Regions from separate parts of the Homo sapiens genome. Here region 2 is linked to region 1. Evidence: chromatin loops called from intact Hi-C (ENCODE). Cell type or tissue: Calu3. All regions are shown on one strand. Links, peaks and the distances in the headings refer to the core of each region. The heading gives the core; the rest is flanking DNA.

Region 1 (6,489 bases), core at 1,061-6,060:
CACACAGGCCTTCAGAGACGGTTAGCCCATTTACCCCATTTGGCTGCCTCTTATCCAAAGGACTCTAAGTGACACTGAAAGCAGGATGCAGAGGTGGGTAAAAATATGTGTAGGAGAAGACTAAGTAACTCAACCTGGGATGGAAGAGTACATGATGTAATATTGCATATCCCAAGGCCACATTTTCCACAGCAGGTGGGGGAGGGTGGTATATGATTTGAGGATTTTGGCAAAAGCACTGGCATCCCTCTGTATTAGAAATAAAAACCAAGAGATATCCGTATAATAGAAAACTGGATAAATCACACATTAAAATCTTTATTTCAAGTCAATAACCGTATGTTGAAAGAAATGTGCAAGGTACTAGGCAGGAGACAACATTACCATACACAGGCCTCGCCCTCAATGCCTTTACAGTCCGGTGAAGGATTGAGACACAGAAACAATGAATCATTGGCAAAAGAAAGGGGGAAGGAGGAGTCTAACGTGATGCTAAGATTCCTACTTGAGTGACTAGCAAGAAATATGGAATGATGAGCAATTAAATTTTTTTTTCAAATATTACAAAGGCAACACGTGCTCGTTCATCCCCACCACACCCCACCCTGGGAAATAACATTAAGTCAGCTGATTATTCCACCATTCCCATGTCCATTCAAACACACAAACACATATACACAGGTAGAGTTTTTTGTTATTTTTGTTTTTATAATAACGGGATGATGTACATATTAATTTGCAAGCTGCTTTATTCACTTCAGAATATATCATAGATGCGTTTTCACACTGAAGAGCTGCAAGATGGCCATAATTCATTGTCATCTATTCTGCTCTGATGGGAATTCAGGTTGTTCCCAGTTTTCTATCACTAACAATAAGCATCCTTACAAATATATCTTTATATAGAGAGGTGCTTTGAATTCAATAAGATAGAGTCTAAAAATAGGATCGCTGGGTTAAAAGGTATAGGTACTTTTTTTTTGTTTTTTGAGACAGAGTCTCACTCCATCACCCAAGCTGGAGTGCAGTGGCGTGATCTCAGCTCACTGCAACCTCTGCCTCCTGGGTTCAAATGGTTCTCCTGCCTCAGCCTCATGAGTAGCTGGGATTATAGGTGCCTGCCACCACGCCCAGCTAGTTTTTGTATTTTTAGTAGAGACAGGGTTTCACCATGTTGGCCAGGCTGGTCTCGAACTCCTGACCTCAAATGATCCACCTGCTTCGGCCTCCCAAAGTGCTGGGATTACAGACGTGAGTCACTGTGTCTGGCCAGTATACATACTTTTCATTATAACTAAGTCTTCCAGATTTCTTTTCAAAGAAGGTGAAGCAATTTATGTGATACATGGAAATTCTTACTGATGATGAGCAACTCTGGGAACTGGAGACCTGAGTACGGCAGAAAAAGGAAGGGAACAGTATTTAGTTTGATTTTCAACTAGTTAAGTCTAAGATGTCTGCTGGATGTTTCTAGGTTGACACCTAGTAGGTAGTGAGCTATTCAGCTCTGGCACTAACAGATTTACATGTGAGTGAGGACAAAGGAGTGGATGGAATAGCTCTGAGGAAGAGAATGGAGCCGAGAAGTGGGGTGACTATAGATCTCAAGGTAGCTCCTCCATCATGAAGCTGAGTGGAAAAATTCGGAATTAGCAAAGGAGGCTGTGGGTGTGTCTGAGAGGTAGGTGGAAGCAGAAAGAGTGCAAACTAAGGGAAACAAGAGGAAGAGCCAGTCTCAAAAAGCAGAACCTGGACTACGGCATCAAACGTGGGGTGAGATCTTTAATCACAGTGACCTGGATGTTGCTATTATATCTCATGTTTAGGGCACAGAAATGGAAATTCCAATCTCATATTTTTTTAAAAAAATTTTGCAATTCCCATGGTAGCCTTGGGAATTGCAAGTGCCAACTGCAAGGAATAGGGTGATACTGACATGTCAAATATACTTTTATCCAAAAATCATCCCAGGGCGTCCCAGCTATTGGGGATTATACTCTACACCCCACAAGAAGTTCTTCAGCAACACTGGAAATGAGTTGGAAAATGGTCATTTCCCCTCCCCATGCCCGCCTTGTGAAAGAAGCCCTGTCAATCACAGAATAAAAGGCCCTAAATCATTCACTGAGCAGAAAAATAGCCTGTAAATTATCAAAAGCTTATTACATCCATGTTGACAGCACATAGGCTATGATGCTGAAATTTCACTCTCATCATCTCTTTCTGGACAACGGAAATGGAGTCTTCACCTGCCTATTTCAAAAGTCCTCTTGATGATAAGCTCTAAATATGTTGCTGCAACACACCATGTGATTATCTACATCATACACCTCATGACATTGTCCTGTGTTTGTGGAGGGGATTCAGGACAGGAAGTGACTCTGTCATAACTGGGCACACTTATGTACACACTTAAAATGTTCAACCTCCAGGGAACACTGACAATCCCCTCCCTCTGCCTGCTCATTTCTTTTGTTTAGTGATGACCCACTCCTATTGATAAGCAGCATATGTAGGAAATGCTCCAGAGGAAAAGAACAGCCATTTTACACTATGACTAGGCCATACTTCAACTGGCCTGATGAGAAGGACAGCAAGATTTTCAACACTGGCCTCATGGAGTCAGATGATGCACAGGTATCAAATGCTATCCCTCAGACAGGTTTTTAAGAGGACAGTGTTTGCACAACAGTGATAAAGGCTATCCTGGGAATTGCAAATTCAATTTGACTTACAGCAGTCATGCTTTCCTCTGGAGACAGAGATGATTTGAGCTGCAGGGAAACACATACACACACACACACACACACACACACACAACTCCTTGCACTGCCTGAAAATTAGTATGGATTGACAAAATGAAATAGCATAGTAGACTGGCAGAGAGATGATAATTGCAGTAGGGCAACCAGGGCTGGTTGAGCCCAGAGGAGGAAATTATCATTTTGATTATGTTCAGGAGAATCTATTTATGAGTACAGGTTTCCTAGTTGAGTCAGATTAAATATTTTTCTGGCTCTAAAACACAAAATTTCTATAAAAATAAACTTAGGTAAATTCTTTGACCCAGAATCTTTTCAATCATTTCTGCTTGATGAAAAGCAGTCGTACAGGGGAAGGCTTCTCATTTATCTCACGGATCATTTACACCTGCAACTTGGCAGCATTCTTACCAAGTGTCCTCTCCACACAGCCACCTGCCATACCCGAGTCTCCTTTTCCTCATGCTTCTTCAGCCCATTGGCTCACCCCACGTGGCAGGGAACACAGCCTCTGTAAGAATGAGGAAGTGAAAGCACTGTGCAAAAGAAAAGCTGGTATACAAGGCTGGTGATACGTCTGTAAAGGCAAACTGCAACACGTTAAACTTGAAATTCGGACAAACCTGAGTTCAAATTCCATCTCAGCCACTTACAAGGTGGATGACCTTGGGCAAGTTACACAACCTTTGTTTCCTTATGTGTAAGACAGGGAAATCAATATTCACTTCTTAGGATTGTGGTAAGGATTGGAGGGGAAAATTAATAATCAATGGATCCAGACATGCACATGTTTAGTGTCCCTGGCATGTTGTAGGCACCACTACAATGTAATGATTATGTGGAGAATCTATAAAATCCTATAAAAATTTGCCTGAGTCGTTGACTCCAAAGTAATAAACTAGTTTGCTTTAATGTTAAATGCCAAAAGCATTACTCAAGAAATATTATTTCCTGATTGTTTTTTCTCATAAAACCCACAACATTCTTTCTCATCAAGTTGGCTAGAGGGTTTTGAGGGTTGGGGACCCCACTGGACCCAGGTTTTGTTCTAACTGAATTGCATTAAGGTTAGAAAAGAATGAATGATTTAGGAAGCTATTTCTAATTCCTTTATGTCTGTAAAACACTCAAATAAAATAAATCTGACAAAATCAGTAGATTTCCCAAACTTGAGTCATTTTCTCATGATAAGGCATTTCTCTCAAGATAAGGCAGCATAAGGCTAGACGTTAATTTTTGACAAGGGTACCAAAACAATTCCATGGGGGAAATAATAGTTTTTTTTTCAACAAATGGTGCATATCTATATGCAAAAGAATGAAACTGGACCCCTTTCTCACATGATAGATGAAAATTAACCCCAAAAGGACCATAGACCTAAATGTAAGAAAGAAAATTATAAAACTCATAGAAGAAAGCACAGAAGTAAATCTTCAGTGATTTTGGGTTAAGTGAGGTCTTAAATATAATACCAAAAGCAAGTGCAACAAAAGAAAAAAATAGATAAATTAGACTGCATCAAAATTAAAAATTTTTATGCTTCAAAGGACATCAACAAGAAAATGAAAAAGATGACTCACAAAATGGGGGAAAATTTGCATGTTACATATCTGATAATAGATTTATATCTAGAATATATGAAGAACTCTTACAACTCAATAAAATAAAGAAAGATACCCCAATTAAAATATGGGCTTAGCCAGTGCTTTGGGAGGCTGAGACAGGGGGATCGCTTGAGCCCAGGAGTTTGAGGCTGCAGTGAAATATGATCGTGCCACTGCACTCCGGCCTAGGTGACAAAGCAAGACCCTGACTCTAATATATAGATATATATATAGATATATATTATATCGATATTATATTAATATTATATATTAATATCTATATATTATAGATATATATTATATCTATAGTATTATAATATATATTATATAATTATATATTATATATTATATTATATAATATAATATATAATATATAATTATAATATATAATTATATTATATATAATATAATATAATATTGTATTATATATCATACAATATTATATTATATTATATATAATATAATATAAATTACATAATATTATATAATATAATATATATTACATAATATTATATAATATAATATATATTACATAATATTATATAATATAATATATATTACATAATATTATATAATATATAATATAATTATTATAAAATATAATATAATATAAAATATATATTATATAATAATATATATTATATATTATATAATATATTATATAATATAATATATAATATATAATTATATAATATATATTATAATACTATAGATATAATATATATCTATATATTAATATATAGATATTAATATCTACATCTATAATATATAGATATTAATATATAATATTAATATAATAATATCGATATAATATATATCTATATATATATCTATATATTAGAGTCAGGGTCTTGCTTTGTCACCTAGGCCGGAGTGCAGTGGCACGATCATATTTCACTGCAGCCTCAAACTCCTGGGCTCAAGCGATCCCCCTGTCTCAGCCCCCCAAAGCACTGGCTAATATATATAATATAATTATATATTATATCTAATATATATTAGATATATTATATATTATATCTATATATAATATAGATATAATATATAATATATAATACATATTTATATTATATATAATACATATTATATATTAATATATTATATATAATATATAAATATATATTCAATTAAAAGTAAAATAATATGTATTATAATATATAGATATATATTATAATACATATTATTTTACTTTTAATTGAATATATATTTATATATATTTTACACTTAATTTTATATATATTAAATTATATAATATTTTACATATATATGTAAAATGGGCTTAGAATTTAAACAGAAGATTTGAAAGATTTACAAATGGTTAGTAAGGACATGAAAAGATGTCCCATGTTATTAGCTATTAGAAAAATGCAAATCAAAACTACAACAAGGTACCACATTACACCCATCACACCTTTGTAGGATGGCCATAATCAAAAACAAGGATAACAATAAATGTTAGCAATTAAGAAATGTATGCCTTCCTGGCTGGGCGCGGTGGTTCACACCTGTAATCCCAGCACTTTGGGAGGCTGAGGCAGATGGACCATTTGAGGTCAGGAGTTCAAGACCAACCTGGCCAACATGGTAAAACATCGTCTTTACTAAAAATACAAAAATTAGCTGGGCATGGTGGCATGAGCCTGTAATCCCATCTACTCAGGAGGCTGAGGCAGGAGAATCACTGGAACCCAGGAAGCAGAGGTTGCAGTGAGCCAAGATCACACCACTGCACTCTAGCCTAGGTGACAGAGCGAGACTCCATCTCAAAAAAAAGAAAAAGAAAAGAAAAGAAAAGAAAGAAATGCATGCATTTCTTAATACATAACCCAGTTGAACTGATGATAGGTTTTGTGGCTAACCATGCCTAAGAAAAGCAAGCAAGCAATATGAACAGCCATATACAATAGCTCTGTCTCAGTTACTCTATGTCCTAGTGAGGTTAGGTTAACTCAGGTTGTCAAAGAGAACTCTAGCTTGGAGATGTGGAGAAATTGAGACCCTCATACATTGGTGGTAAGAATGTAAAGTAGCACAGATGCTGTGGCAAACAAAATATTCAACACAGAGTTACCAAATGACCCAGCAGTTAGACCCCTAGAGAAATAAAAACATGTCCACACCAA
Region 2 (6,489 bases), core at 658-5,657, 210 kb after region 1:
TACACTTAACTGTCTACTTACCTGTAACTCTCATAGAATATTAGTTCCTCAAAGACAGGGACTCTGTCATATTGACGGCGTATCCTCTGTACTTGGCATAGTACATGACACATAGCCAGTGTTCAATAAATATTTGTAGAATGATTGAAGGGATAAATGATTAAATAAACGAGTGAGATGCAACTAAGAAATCACATAAGAACTGAAAGAGGTCCCCAATTTTAGTATTCAGAAAGATATTGGGTGACTCTGGTCTTAACGTTTTGCCACATATACCCATACTCTCATTGGTTTCACATTGGAATGTCCAAGAATTTGAAATAAAATAAAAAGCCTCATGGCTTGTCACTTGGCCTTCCTTCCCAGAGTGATCACTTTGACGATGGATGGATGGCTCTGAATAGGTGCAAATAGTTTTCATTCAATGGTTTTCAACCAGATAACACATAATAGAGTCATTATGTCCCTTAAGAGATTGAAAGTTAAATATATCATTTCAAAATTGCTTCAGCATATATAGTATCATCTTTAAGCCAAAGAAATTTTAAACAATGGTAATCAACTCATGCCTTGGTGATCTCAAATTTTCAGCTATTATTTCCTGTACATGTTGCAGTCATATGCCCACTATTTGAGAAATCATTGTGAAATGGGACAACAGAATATTTATCATCATAAGATCCTAAGTTGCTGATATAAAAAGTATTTCTATAATAAACCCCAAGACAAATGAATGGAACAGAACCGCTGACAGATTGCTAATGTTTCATTTTTAGATTTACAAATGAGGGGAACCTGTAAAAGGAGGATTGAAAATGGAAAACATAAGTACATCCTGTAGACAACAAATGCCCTTCAGGATATGAGGTAGGGAATTAAAAGGCAATGCATTTCAGCAGTTTCTGAGAGTTGCTGGGAATTGAAATTTAGGTACCTCTGGCCTGTGAAAACACAGTGACAATCAGTAAGCTGTTTTCTTCTCTCTCTGCCCTTGTCTTTACCAGTGAGTGCCATTTGAACGCAGAGGACTGTCAAAGCAAAGATGTACGAAAGGAAGTTGCTCTTCATTTCTCAGCCTTGCCCCTTGGGAAGTAAAGGGACATTGACTAAGCATTTCCTATCAACTGCATCTTGCCTACAGCCTGGATCTCCAGGACACTTATGGACTCTGACAGAAACCATAACATAGAGCTGATAAACTAGCTTTCTATAAGGAAGAGACTTGGAGGAAATATTCCTTGGGGTTTTATTTTTATTTTTTTATTTTTTTGGTTGGGGGTTGTTTGTTTCAATTCAAGGCATTTTGAAAACTGTCTCCTCAAGTGGTCTACCAGAAGACTAAGGGGATCCAAACACTCTACATGAGTTTGACACACCCCATGCTGTCTCTTGCAGAGCACCATTACTCTCTGGAGAAGCAATTCACCTCTCGGAGACATCGAGTTCTGGTTCTACCCTTTTGATCACAAAGATTGAGACTAGAGTTCAGAAAAATCATTCTTAGGTTGTTTAATCAAAGATTTTTAATCAATATTTTTAAAGGATTGTCAGAAAACTACATTATTCAAAGAGGGCTGAGTTCTATATGTTAGAAAAATGTTCTGGTATTAAAGGGAACGGTAAAATATCAATGTAACAGGGTAGGAAAAGTCTAAGATTTATAATCAGAAATACACCATTTCAAACAGTGACCCGTACTAGTAGTATGACAAGTTACAAGTTGTACAAGTTACTGACCTTTCTAGGCCTCGGTTTTCTCACCCATAAAATAGAAAGAAAAAAAGCCCACTTTCCAGCATATGAGTATTAAATACATCATATTCGCAAAGTGCATACGTCCAGACTATACTGGACATTCAATAAATATTATTATCTCTTCCACTCTTAACTCCCTACAAAATTTTATTAGAGGCCAGGCACGTTAGCTCATGCCTGTTATCCCAGCACTTTGGGAGGATCACTTGAGGCCAGGAGTTCAAGACCAGCCTGGCCAACATGGCGAAACCCCGTTTCTACTAAAAATACAAAAATTAGCCAGGTGTGATGACGCATGGCTGTAATCCCAGCTACTCAAGAGGCTGAGGCACAAGAACCACTTGAACCCGGGAGGTGGAGGTTGCAGTGAGCCGAGATCACACCATTGAACTCCAGCCTGGGCAACAGAGCAAGACTCTAAAAATACAATAAAATAAAATGAAAAAAATTTTAAAAATTGATTAGAAAACGAAGTTCCCCTGTCAAACAACTCTTTAAGACAACCCTGAACTCTAATAAATTCAGATGGATACATTATAATATCAGATACAATATTTTATCAAATTAAAAGTTGATTATGAGATATCACTAAGAAAGAGAAGTGCTACCAATATAATTGTATGTTGCTATTAATTATATAAAGCATCATAATTTCAGAAATGTTAAAATATAAAATATGTGCATATTTTTGTAAAATCAATAAAATACATTAAAGTGTCTAGGATTTTAGATAAGCTTGGAAATACAACAGACACAAGAAACAGAAAACAAAGAGACCCGTATTTCCTCCTATTGCTTAATCTCTTATCTTTGGAGGAAAGAAAAATCATTAAGGTGCAGGCCTGAGAGTCAAGCAATTGCTCAGTTAAGAGTTCCTTTAAATACCAGTTTACTTGGTTTATACCAGTGACTAGATACACAGAAACAACATTTGAGGGAAAAGGCATATGGAAGGAAGAAATAAAGAGCATTTTGTGTTTTACCGCCTTCTTTAAAAATCTTAATTTCAAGGTTTTTTAATACTTTGGTTTAAGTACTTAAGGTATGTAGTTCTAAATCTATAAGGAGATTAAATGGTAGTTTTCAAAGCTTGTAGAACAACACACACATAGAGCACTCCTGACCACTTAGTTATGTAACCTATAGCGACATTTAGTGGTGGTGCCCGCAAATTACAACTAGGTGTCCCAAAGGGGTAGGACAATTGTTTGTATAAAATGACTCAACAAAATTCTCCTTTATCATAGTGTGAGTGATGTCGCATAATCCTGCCCAGAAGGTTATTAAGAGGTCTTCTGGAGGTGGTGCTAGAGGTGGTAGAAGCTATGTCATTGCAATCTTACATTTGAGAACTAAACACTGACCTTTTTCTTCTCTTGCCCAAATTTGTATCTAAGGGGACTGGTGGGTTACACCCTACAATCCATAATGTCTCATCAAAGGGGTTTTATTTAACCCTATATAATGTGGCTCACTTTCCAACCTGACTCTGGCATAACATCACACGACAGATAAAGAAGGAAATCAAAGTAGTTCAAGCCCAAATATGTTTTATTTGCCATGTCCTGAAATAGTCCTGCAAAGCTGACTGATTTGGGGAAAATCTACATTCTGAAGAGAATCCCCTTGCTTTTCCTTCCTTTTTCCTGATCTAGGAGAAAGAAATCAACTCTGATAAGAAACATTTATAATCTATTATCTCTAAAGTCAGCTCTCTGGAGACCTCCTCTGCATAAGATAAGGGGTTGGTTGGTGTCCACAACTCCTTATCTTAACCAAGACATTCTTTTCTATTGAGTCAAGGCCTTTAAACTCTTTAACTCTTTAAACCAATTGCCAATCAGAAAATCCTTGAATCTACCTATGACCTGGAAGCCCTCGATTCCAGTGGTCCTGCCTTTCCTGACCAAACCAATGTATCTCTTACAAATACTGGCTGACGCCTTGTGTCTCCCTAAAATGTATAAAATCAAACTGTATCCTGACCACCTTGGGTACATGTTCTCAGGATCTCTTGAGGGCTATGTCACACGTCACTGGTCTTTGATATCTGGCTCAGAATAAATTCCTTCAAAATATTTTAGAGTTTGACTCTTTTCATTGACATATTTTACATAGTTTGGTATTTTCTGCATATGCTTTTCTCCATAATAGAATCATGGTGCTGGAAGAGACCCTAGGGACTATCTAATCCAATTCTCCCATTTGCAGATGATAAAGCTGTGACTCAAATATGCTAGCCAAAGGTCACACAGCTAGGAAGGGGCAGTTTCAGGCCTTGCCAAGAATTCTAAATGCATTGCTCTTGCAATTAAATGGCTTTGTCATTCATACAGCGCAGATTAGAGTATTGGCTATAGTTTTCAACGCTTATTCATTGAGCATTTAATATAAAATCAAGTATATTAAAAAGATATTTACGGCTCTGTTAGAAAGTTTAAGATGAATTAGGGATTAGTACATAAAAAACAAAGTCCATGAAAACTAATAGTTAAACATACAGTTTTGACAACTCTACGAGATAGATACAGTTACTATGACCATTTTACAGTTCAAGAAATTGAGACAAAGTATTATTGGTAACTACTAAGTCCAAAAAAAGAAAAAAACTATAAAAGTTACATAGAAAAGTAAATGCAATCATATTGTAATACATGGCTCAGCTGTTAAGTGATAGTAACACAGGCTCAATGATAGAAGCTACAACTTTCAAACAATCATGTTTGGAAGACAAGAGGGGAAGTATGTGTTGAAGAACAGGGCGAGGGAGACAGAGATAGGGGATGTAAGAAAACTCATCAGTTTCTGTAGAAGGCATGAATAGACATCTAAAACTAGCTGGACATGGTAGCTCATGCCTGTAATTCTGGCACTTTGGGAGGCCGAGGCAGGAGAATCACTTGAGCCCAGGAGTTTGAGACCAGCCTGGGCCACACAGCAAGACCCTAAACTCAACAAAAAACTAAAAAATAAGCCAGGCATGGTGGCACAGACGTAATCCCAACTACTCGGAGGGAGGCTGAGGTGGGAGGATTGCTTGAGCCCAGGAGGTTGAGGCTGCAGTGAGCCATGATAGTGCCACTGCACTCCAGTCTGAGTGACAGAGCAAGACCCTGTCTCAGAAAAAGAAAATATCCAAAATTGAAAAATTAACACAAAAAATAACATAAGCACAGGGATGTTTGTATAGAGGTGAATCCAAATGAAAAATGGAAAAGGGAGTTGAAGTGATTGCCTACAGAGAATAGTAGGTATTAAGAGCAGGGAGAGGTGGAATGAAATACTACTGTTTTTAATTATAAGGTTTGTAGGACTGTTTGATGCTTTAAAATATGTACTTTTATGATATGAGAAAATATAAAATCAAATTTAAAAACTAAAACATAATATAGGCAAATCACTAAAAATATTGCTTTCAAATTATGTGTAAAAAAGACAACCATGTTTCACAAGCATCTCTAAATAAGCTGAAACAGAACATTTTACACAATGATCTCTTTATGTTATCTGCACAAGATGTAAAACATCAACCAGTGGCCCATACTCAAAGGCCTTATTCCTATAAGTAAAAGGCAAATCAACTCACATTCCTATATTTTAAGTTGAAATAGAGTATTTGTGGGTGTATGTATCATTTTTTATGATTCTCCTCTTTGACTGACTTTTTGAAATCACTGACCAACACCCCAATGGCATTAGTGTAGCCTTGGCTGCTGCAGTGCCCTGCCCACATCTCCTCCTCAGGACTGGAGCACTCACTCCTTCAGCTGCTGGGACTGTTAGTAGAAGATGGCTCTCAGCTGAGTTATTTTCTAGTGATTGCCTTTAGCCAGCATGCTGCCTAGCCCAAGGTCACTAGACCTTTCCAATAATAGTGGTATAAAGACTCGGTCCTCTCGACCCAAGGCAGAGCAACTCTAAGGTGCCGCTCAGCTTCAGAACTCTCCCACGGATCAGCTGGGGCCTCCATTGCAGCTGCTCAGCCTGCTTCCTGCTCCCTCTTTTCTACAGGTGTTGATCTCATCCTCAGAGCACTCCCCAATAAACTTCTTGCACACAAATCCCCATGTCAGTGTGTGTTTCCAGGGAATCTGAAGACAGTCCAGTAAGAGCCTTTTTACTGTTCTACTAGGTACAATAATATTATTATTTTAGTTTAAGAGATATTAAAGACAAAGTCTCTTGACTCTTTTACCTTCCTTTATTTAACTTCCTTTTTCAGAGTTTTAAATGGTGCATGCCATGTGCATTAATCTTATCTTACATAGCAGAGTGAAATTTATCTTTAATGTTTAAGATAAATATTAAACTTATTTAATATTTAATATAATTTACTATTTGAATGTCTACTATATACAAAGTACAGTGAAAAGTGAGGAAGGGGAGGGCAGAAGAATCCACAATGAGTAAGCAAATGAATCAAATGTGGTTTTTTCCCTCCTTGAAGAGTTTATAATTTGGTAGAAGAGATAAAAATGTACACTAATTACTGTAATCACTGGAATGTAACAAAGAAGTAAAAAGTGCTATGGAAGTTCAGAGAGAAGATAATTTTGTTGGTTTTGTATTTGGTTAGGGTGGAAGAAGTGAAGGGTTGTTAAAATTTCCCTTCTTAACCTACTTCACATCAGCTAGCCTTTCAACACTAGATTGGAGTTCGTTGGATGAAAAAGGCAGAAAAGTGATTTAAGGCAGATGTAACAGACAAGAGTAAAGGCTTAGAGGTTACAAAGG

Evidence for each region. A loop is a pair of places that touch in the nucleus more often than their neighbours do. Peaks named below come from ENCODE experiments on the same cell type or tissue, not always from the same donor. Only the 100,000 strongest peaks of a DNase experiment are listed, where the experiment ranks them.
Region 2: it touches region 1 in a loop (15-fold over the local background); 3 of 110 quality-filtered maps call a loop at or near these places.

The regions. Positions count from the first base shown.
Region 1 is chr4:81,632,625-81,639,113 of GRCh38, forward strand. No RefSeq gene overlaps it. Among named protein-coding and RNA genes, the nearest start is that of RASGEF1B, 160 kb to the left of the region's middle. In Calu3, for the core only: no CTCF peak of the experiment used is centred there; a DNase peak (open chromatin) is centred at 3,257.
Region 2 is chr4:81,841,971-81,848,459 of GRCh38, forward strand. No RefSeq gene overlaps it. Among named protein-coding and RNA genes, the nearest start is that of RASGEF1B, 370 kb to the left of the region's middle. In Calu3, for the core only: a CTCF peak has its summit at 2,933; a DNase peak (open chromatin) is centred at 2,911.